Regions from separate parts of the Mus musculus genome. Here all the other regions are linked to region 1. The links are chromatin loops, found by intact Hi-C in ENCODE. Cell type or tissue: gastrocnemius. All regions are shown on one strand. Region 1 has its middle 4.9 kb from the start of Dok2. Region 2 overlaps Xpo7 (exportin 7). Region 3 overlaps Reep4 (receptor accessory protein 4).

Evidence for each region. Peaks named below come from ENCODE experiments on the same cell type or tissue, not always from the same donor. Only the 100,000 strongest peaks of a DNase experiment are listed, where the experiment ranks them.
Region 2: a loop joins it to region 1, with 12 times the contacts of the local background. A loop is called at or near these places in 27 of 42 quality-filtered maps.
Region 3: it touches region 1 in a loop (5-fold over the local background); 6 of 42 quality-filtered maps call a loop at or near these places.

What each region holds. Positions count from the first base shown.
Region 1 is chr14:70,768,236-70,770,735 of GRCm38, forward strand. It overlaps a transcript of Xpo7 not described here and a transcript of Dok2 not described here. Among named protein-coding and RNA genes, the nearest start is that of Dok2, 4.9 kb to the right of the region's middle. In gastrocnemius, a CTCF peak has its summit at 1,488 (motif pointing left); a DNase peak (open chromatin) is centred at 1,477; H3K27ac peaks cover 584 bases.
Region 2 is chr14:70,681,223-70,683,722 of GRCm38, forward strand. It overlaps Xpo7 (exportin 7), which reads right to left. Exons shown (of 28, transcript NM_001359888.1): 16 at 2,434-2,500; 17 at 1,571-1,634; 18 at 1,111-1,219; 19 at 17-123. Among named protein-coding and RNA genes, the nearest start is that of Xpo7, 26 kb to the right of the region's middle. In gastrocnemius, no CTCF peak of the experiment used is centred here; a DNase peak (open chromatin) is centred at 1,122.
Region 3 is chr14:70,548,159-70,550,658 of GRCm38, forward strand. It overlaps Reep4 (receptor accessory protein 4), which reads left to right. Exons shown (of 8, transcript NM_180588.2): 7 at 27-181; 8 at 272-777. The coding sequence ends at 337. Among named protein-coding and RNA genes, the nearest start is that of Reep4, 4.2 kb to the left of the region's middle. In gastrocnemius, no CTCF peak of the experiment used is centred here; DNase peaks (open chromatin) are centred at 1,308 and 2,064; H3K27ac peaks cover 1,191 bases.

The DNA.
Region 1 (2,500 bases):
CTCTGTCCACTATCTCCTGATTCCTGGTTCTCCTTTTCTCTTCCCCATCTTCAGTTCACCCACTTTCTTAAAATAAACTCAGAAATAATCTTGATTATTCAGCTTGTCAGTCCTCCTCAGTCTTCACCTCCATGCCTGCTGTGCATATCTCTAATGCACACCAGACTCCACTCCTGTCTTCAATGCTGATATCCTGGTCTGAGGCTTACATTTTTTTCTAAGTCCTACATGGAATCCTGTTATATGTTCCCTTGTCCCTGTATTTCTCCTTGGTGGCTCAGTCCCCATACCGCTGCAACATCAACCCCACAAAACAGACAGCGTACACTCGTGTTTGAAGCCCTTGAGAGGACTCTTCTTGAGCATCTTCGGTATGACCTGGCTGACCTCTCCTGTACCCCTGCTCCTTCACAATGCTCTGCTCATTTCTGGCTCTGCTCTGCTCTTCTTTTGCCGTTACTCAGTACCTTTCCTGGTCCAAAGGTGCCAGGAACTGAACCCTCTCTTTTCTTAATGCAGTGTCTCCCTTATGCTCGGAGGATACATTGCCTGAAGCTACAGAGCAGGCAGTATCTATATGCTGTTTTCTTCATATATATCTAAGATAAAGTTTATAAAGTTGCCACAGTAAGATGAATGGTAATAGATAATAAGATAGAACAATGACAGTGTGGCATTACACAGTTTTGTTTTGTTTTGTTTTGTTTTTAAGGGTTGCTTGTTTCTGGAGTGTTCCATTTAGTATTTTTGAATTCTAGTTTATGAAACCATGGATATAGGAGGACCATTTACATACTTAATGGGGAAAGGGTAAATAGCAATGAGATTAGGGATGTATACTGTCCGACCCTCTACAGTCAGGAACCTTTGAAGCTGAGGATGGCAGGCACCACAGCTGTCCTCATCCTGTCCTTTGCCCAGTCCATCTTTCTCATGTCCACATCTCTCTGCCCATTTTAAACCTTTCTCTTGTCTGCCCAGAGCTGCCCATTGGGTATCTCTCTTCACCTAGAAGATCTTTCGGAGTTAGCTAATCCCTGAGTGAGGAAGCCGGGAGCCAGCTGAAACCCCAACTGTCCTCAGTACGGGCTATGGGAATTTGTTGACACCTTTGCTTCCTAACACTGGCGCCTGGAGACCCAGAAGTCCTCTAAGTCTCTGCACCTCGGTTGTGTCTGGGGACAGTGCAGCACAAGATCCTGCTCTTGTGGCTCCCCAGAGGCCAAGCAGAAGGTCACTGTGGTTATTGCAGGATTCCCATAGCGGGATCCCTACCCCAGCTGGGTGAAGTTCAGCTTGATGGAAGACGTATTCTTAGTAGATTCTAGCTCCTTTTAGACTATGGCTATGAGAAAAGTATTCAGCTTCCACAGGCCAGGGATGGGATTGGGGGTGGGGGTGGGGGTGTGTTCTGGAATACGTGGGGTCAGGTTTAAAAAGTTTCCAAGGAATCTAGTAAACTCGGGCGCCCCCTTGTGGTTCTGAGTGGTGTGTATCCTGTTTCCCTACTGGTTGGAGGGTAAGCAGGGTGTTTGAGAAAGAAAGCATCCTTTGCACTCCTGTGAGGCATGTGCTGGTGAACTCCACAGCACTGTCACACCAGAGCCATCCGATAAGAAGAGCCATCTGATAAGAATCTGTATCCTGCCGGGCAGTGGTGGTGCACACCTTTAATCCCAGCACTTGGGAGGCAGAGGCAGGCATGGTCTACAGAGTGAGTTCCAGAACAGCCAGCGCTATACAGAGAAACCCTGTCTGGAAACAAAACAAAACAAAACAAAACAACAAAAAACCAAAAAAAGAAAGAAAGAAAAACAAAGCCAATATTTTTCTACAATCCTTCCTAGCACCTATAACATTAGTATATTGTTGGATTATATTGTTAGAATATTTTATTTTAAAAACTGTTCTTTGAGTTGCTCACTTGTTTCACAAAAGATAATATTACATGTATTTTTCTTGGAGTTAGCATAGAATTTCCAGCAGTTTCTGATATGTCCCTAAACATACTAGCGCCACTTCATACTATGTATGTATGTATGTATGCCTGGATGTCTGCACTTTGGGGGGGAGGGGTCTTCTGTATCAAAGGCTTACCTTGTCAACTACTTGTGTGGCCAAGGATGATTTTGAACTTCCAGTCCTCCTGCTCCACCTCCTAAGTGTTAGCATTCCAGGTGTGGACCCCAGGTCCAGCTGTACTCTGTGAGTGTGCAATGAGTTCTCAGCATTGATGATTATAACATCGGAATAGCACTCAACTCTGAAAAGCATTGAGAACCAGAGAAAATTGATACTGTAGTAGCATCTGCAATTCCTGCAGGCAGGACGGGACACGGAGAGGGGAGAATTTTGAAAAACGGCTTTTCTATACTGGGTATGTGGCTCAGCTTTGCCTGCGTTGGAAGACTCTCCAGACCACCCCTAACTTCAGTTTCCTTCCGTTTCAAGAAGTGGACTGTGGAGACTGATTGATTCATGAGGTTTCCATGTCCTTCGT
Region 2 (2,500 bases), 87 kb before region 1:
CAGGTGGAGGACTCACCTTTGCCTCCTGTTCATTGAAGCTGTTAGTGCTGAACATCTGGGCCACAGCCTCAAACGCTGCTGTTAGAGGAAGCATGAATTGTTCATACTGATCTTCATCCTCTCCTGCAAGGGAAACAACCCTGGGGGTGACTCTGATGCCAACAAGTCCAAGCTGTGAATGCTTGAAAAATAAGTTGGGCAAAAAAAGAGGTCTCAAGGTAACCCAAAGGTTCCCTTAACTATCCCAACAGGTGACAGTAGTAATTCAAGTCAAAGGTCAAAGGTTAGCTGAGACGTGCATGTGCACAGGCGCTGCTGCTGTCTGTTTATTTTGTACTCAGTAGAGAAGGGACCAAGACTGCTGTGCTAGAACGAGTGAGATGCTTCTGGAAGCTTTACTCACACGCACTTTTCTTAAGTTTTTCATAAGCCTAGAAGGTGTCCCGTCATTTTAGTAGGTTGAAATGAAAACAACTCAAAGTCACAACGACAAGCACCACTGAGCAGCAATGGTGAGTTGAAGCAGCAGTGCTACCTAGGTGGCTGTCCTTCCCTGTGCATCTGCACTGAGACCCACGTAACTAAGCCCCCGTTGGCTGGGCCAGGGGGCTGCTCACCAGTGTGGGGTGGTTCTGGGTAGTAAGAACCTCTTACATTTCTGGTTGTGAGCCTAGCCTTTAAGGGCTGAGTCATCTCTCCAGCTCTGATAAGAATCTAAAGAACTCTCTTATTTTATAGACATTGTAGTCAAAGACAGAATTTTATATTTGAAAAACTGTTTTAGACAAGAATCTCACTATATTTCTCTGGTTGGTCTCAAAACCACTAAACAATGGAATAACAGTTTCACACTACTGTATTCAGCTTGAAGAGAATTTTAAAAGATATAGCATATCAAGATGAAAACTTGGTTGCAAATTGTTACCCTATTCCAGTAGAGGAAGCATGGCAGTTTAATGCGTTCTTTATGAAAAGAAGGGGTTATTCAGATGTTTTTGGTCACTGTTGAAACAACCGAGAAGACTTGTCCCATTTCTACTCTCTGTTCTCAGATAAAAATTTAGTACAGGGCCAGATTACTTCTTGAGCCTCTAGGGTTTATTGCAGTACCTAAATCCACCATGAGGAGACGCCCAAGTGCTGTGTAGAAGGTAGTCCGACACCGCATGTCTGTCAGGTTGGACTGATTGTTAATACCCAAAAATGAAAAGTGCTCGCTCTATTAAAAAAAAAAAAAGAAAACAAGTTAAAAAGGTAAAAACAAGGGTTAAGAGGTAGAAGGCAAGTCAGTAATTTCAGAATTACTGAGCCCTTACACACTAGCCCCATGGTCATTCTTAAAGGATACAAGGATGCTTCTCTTTTTAAAGTTATTGTGGCTGTTATTACTGGTTTATCCCAAGTATATACAGCAGTAGGTGACTTTAATACAGGTCAGGCCTGCATCCTGACCCCAAAAGCAGTTCTGTGATGGGAGTGTAATCTGGCAGAGATGCAGGACTCAACTGAAATACTTGCTTAGCAGTGCTGAGGAAGTGTATGAGGGTGGATGGAGGCTGGGATCACTCACCGTGTGATTGTTCAGCATGAACTGTACAGCGCTAAGCTTCACTAACTTCCTTACGCTACTGTATGTAAAGACAAAGGGTCACAGTCAAGGAAAGTACAGCACAAACTAAGCAATGGTCCAGCGTGAGGATGCTTTCCCCAAGTAACTTATTTTCTAAGCCATATGAGCACAGTGCTGCCAAGTAAGAAGTGTTTGTTAGTATTTAATTAATACGAGAACACCCATACCAAACTGCTACTTTTAAGAAAATCAGTACCACAGAAACTTCTTAGAACCGGATTATCCTACAGGAGCTCCTTCTGGCAGGGATTTCAAGAGGGACTTTATGCCTTAAAGCCCTACCTGAGTATCCACTGTGCATTGTGAACAGCCTCCTCTCTCACTCTGAAAAGGTACTAGCTATAAACAGTCTTTTGAAGAAGTGAGGAAAAGTTGTTTAAGAAATGGTACAGTAGTTCCTGTACTTGCTGGCTCCCGACTGTGGAGTGATCCAAACTTTACAGTAGACATTGTTTAAATCCAGGCTAGCAAGCCACTACTTCTGTGAGAGAGCCTGGTGTCAGGATGCTTACACTGAAGAGCCATGAGGCTTTTTCCCCACTATGGATGCTAAAAGCTTAGTTAGAGAACATGCCAGAGAGCTGTACTCTGGGTGTCTAGTATTTATTTATAAATCTTAGGACTAGTCAGTGATAAATCTGTAGTCAACTATTATATTGTGTGGTGCCTCACTTTTAGGGACTTGGACTTATTCTAGATTCTGTGTACATATTGCCTTGGGTGCCAGGAAAACAGAAGACACCCAAGCACAAGCAGGAGACCATGCACACTCTGTGTCGCTCAGAGTCTAGTTTAAAGGATATCCGATGGAGAGGTCATTGAGGAGCTGCAGTGTCTTGGAGGTGATTGGCTCACAACGACCCCAGTACT
Region 3 (2,500 bases), 220 kb before region 1:
TTGCCCTGCGGGCCTCTCTTTGGCAGGATACCGGCCAGGCGGCCTGCAGGGCAGTGACACAGAGGATGAGTGTTGGTCAGACAATGAGATCGTCCCCCAGCCACCTGTTCGGCCCCGAGAGAAGCCTCTAGGCCGCAGCCAGAGCCTTCGGGTGGTCAAGAGGAAGCCATTGACTCGAGAGGTAAGTGTGTTGGAAGGACGGCATGAGGGGGGTGTGGATGGAGCTGCAGTGCCCACACCACTCAAGGTATACTGGCTTTCTCTTCCCAAGGGCACCTCACGCTCCCTGAAGGTCCGAACCCGGAAAAAGGCCATGCCCTCAGACATGGACAGCTAGAGTCTGCAGATTGAGGCCACCTTACCTCTGGAGCCAGCAGGGGACCTTTCGCTGCTACACCAGCTACCGGGGTTCTGCTCCGTCTGGCTTGTGCCTAAATGGCACATGGCGTGGTACCCTGCACAGGGAGACATTCACTATACCAAAGCAGCCCAGGCCTGGGGCCTATTTATTGCCTTCCTCTGCCTTTTACTTTCTCAGACACGGGACCAGAGCCCCACCAGTCCCTACCGACGAAACCAAAAGTCCAACCAGCTGTGTTCATTCCTTCTTGTCCTTCAAAATACTTGACAGCCTTTTCCAAGGCCTGGTGTGTGTGTGTGTGTGTGTGTGTGTGTGTGTTTACGTACACTAGCTGCATGTTTCGTGTTGGTGAGTGAGGTCAGGCTTATGAATATTTTTATATAAATAAATACCAAACAGTGTTTGGCCTCTCCTAATTTGTCTCTTCACATCTCATATTGTAGCTAACAACTCACTGCAGGCTCTGGCAAAGGGTGTAGAGACTGCTGGAAGATCTCTGTGCCCCATCCCAGCAGCAGTATTCTTACAGTTGCTCCTAGGGATCCTTGTGGAGTTAGGGTAGAGCCTGGTGTATTGGCACAAGCCTTTGATTCCAACATGGTTGAGGGGGAGAGGGCAGGAGGATTTCTGTGAGTCCAGCATGGTTTACATAGCCAGTTCCAGATCAGCTAGGACTAGAGAGACCCTGTCTCAAAAAACAAAAAACAAAGAGTCAGACTGATCTTGAAGGGTCAGTCGGGAATCAGTACTTACAGGAAGAGGCAAAGAGATGGGGAGCCTATAGAAACTGTACAGAGCAAACCTGAGGAGGCAGGCTAGGTCTTCCATGAACCTAGAGGAGCCACAGTTCAGTGAACTCTTCCTGTAGACATTCAGATACGATTAGGGTGAATTTGCACTCTAAGCCACAAGAGGGCAGCAGCTGCCTAGGGCCAGGCTGCCCCCACCTTCCAGGTCAAAGTGGGCGGGGCTCAGAGACGAGCCAACGCCTCACCCTGCTGGGGCCTGGATGCTGATGGGGCAGGCCAAAGGAATGATGATAGCCAATGATAGCCCTTGTCTGATGCTTGCCTTCTCCATCCATAGAGACCCAGGCGCTTGCCCTGGGTTGACTTTAATCCATCTCCTTTGATCCCTGGGTCATCTGCCCCTAAAGTAGGAGGCACGTTGTACCCAGGGTCCTCCCTCCTCCCACCCCATCTGTCCTTCCTTCCCACTTCGGAGTCAAGAGTGCTGGTTGGAGGAAAACTATGAGCTGCTAAATTGGAGTGTCCTGTGAGGATTAACTCTTGGTGTAGGGATTATCTGGGTTTTATTGGAGGGGAAGGCACTTAATCTGTGTGGCTGATTTAGCCTGGCATGGACTGGGGTTCAGTGGCTTTTCTCTATGGCATCCCCTCTGTATGTGATGCTGACTCTTACTGCCTCATTACTTCACCCAAAAGATGTGTTGCTAGGAACTGTAGGGGTGAGGAGACAAGGAAGTAGCCGCTATTACTATGATCCCCATTTCCCAAACAGGCACACAAAGGGCAAATGATTTGCCCAAGGTGGACTAGCTAGTAAGTGGCAGGATTGGGCTTTGGACCAGGCAGTCTGGCTCCAGAGTTGATGTTCTTAATCACTATTCAGTAAATGGGCTGTTCCTTGCCTGGGGGCAGGGGCAGGGAGAAGGAGTCTGGCATGTGTGGGATATTTGTTGCTCGCCTGACCTTGTGCTGAGCATTTCAGAGCTGGTTTCTTTGAATCTTCGCAAAGGGCCTGTTGTCCATCTTACAGGTGAAACGGCTTTCTCCTCTATAGAGGTGCTGCCCGAGAGGTGGGCAAAGTCACTTGGTCCTCCTGGGAGGACTGCTGAAGCCACTGTGCCCTGGCTCTGCAGAGCCCACCTCTGCCCTCCCCCGGCCTGCTTTGTTCTCCTACTCCAACTCATACACCTGTCTCAGAACCCTCTGCGCGCATGCCTCTGCCTTGCCTAGCCACTCACGGAGAGACTTCAGCCTTATTTTTACTGTTGTATCCCAGACTACATGGTTGAACCAAGGTGTGATATTTTTATAACTGTGTGATTTGTTGGTGAAATCCTGCTTAGTGTCTAACTTCTGCACTGAAACGTCACCCCTTCCTCTGAGAAGCCTC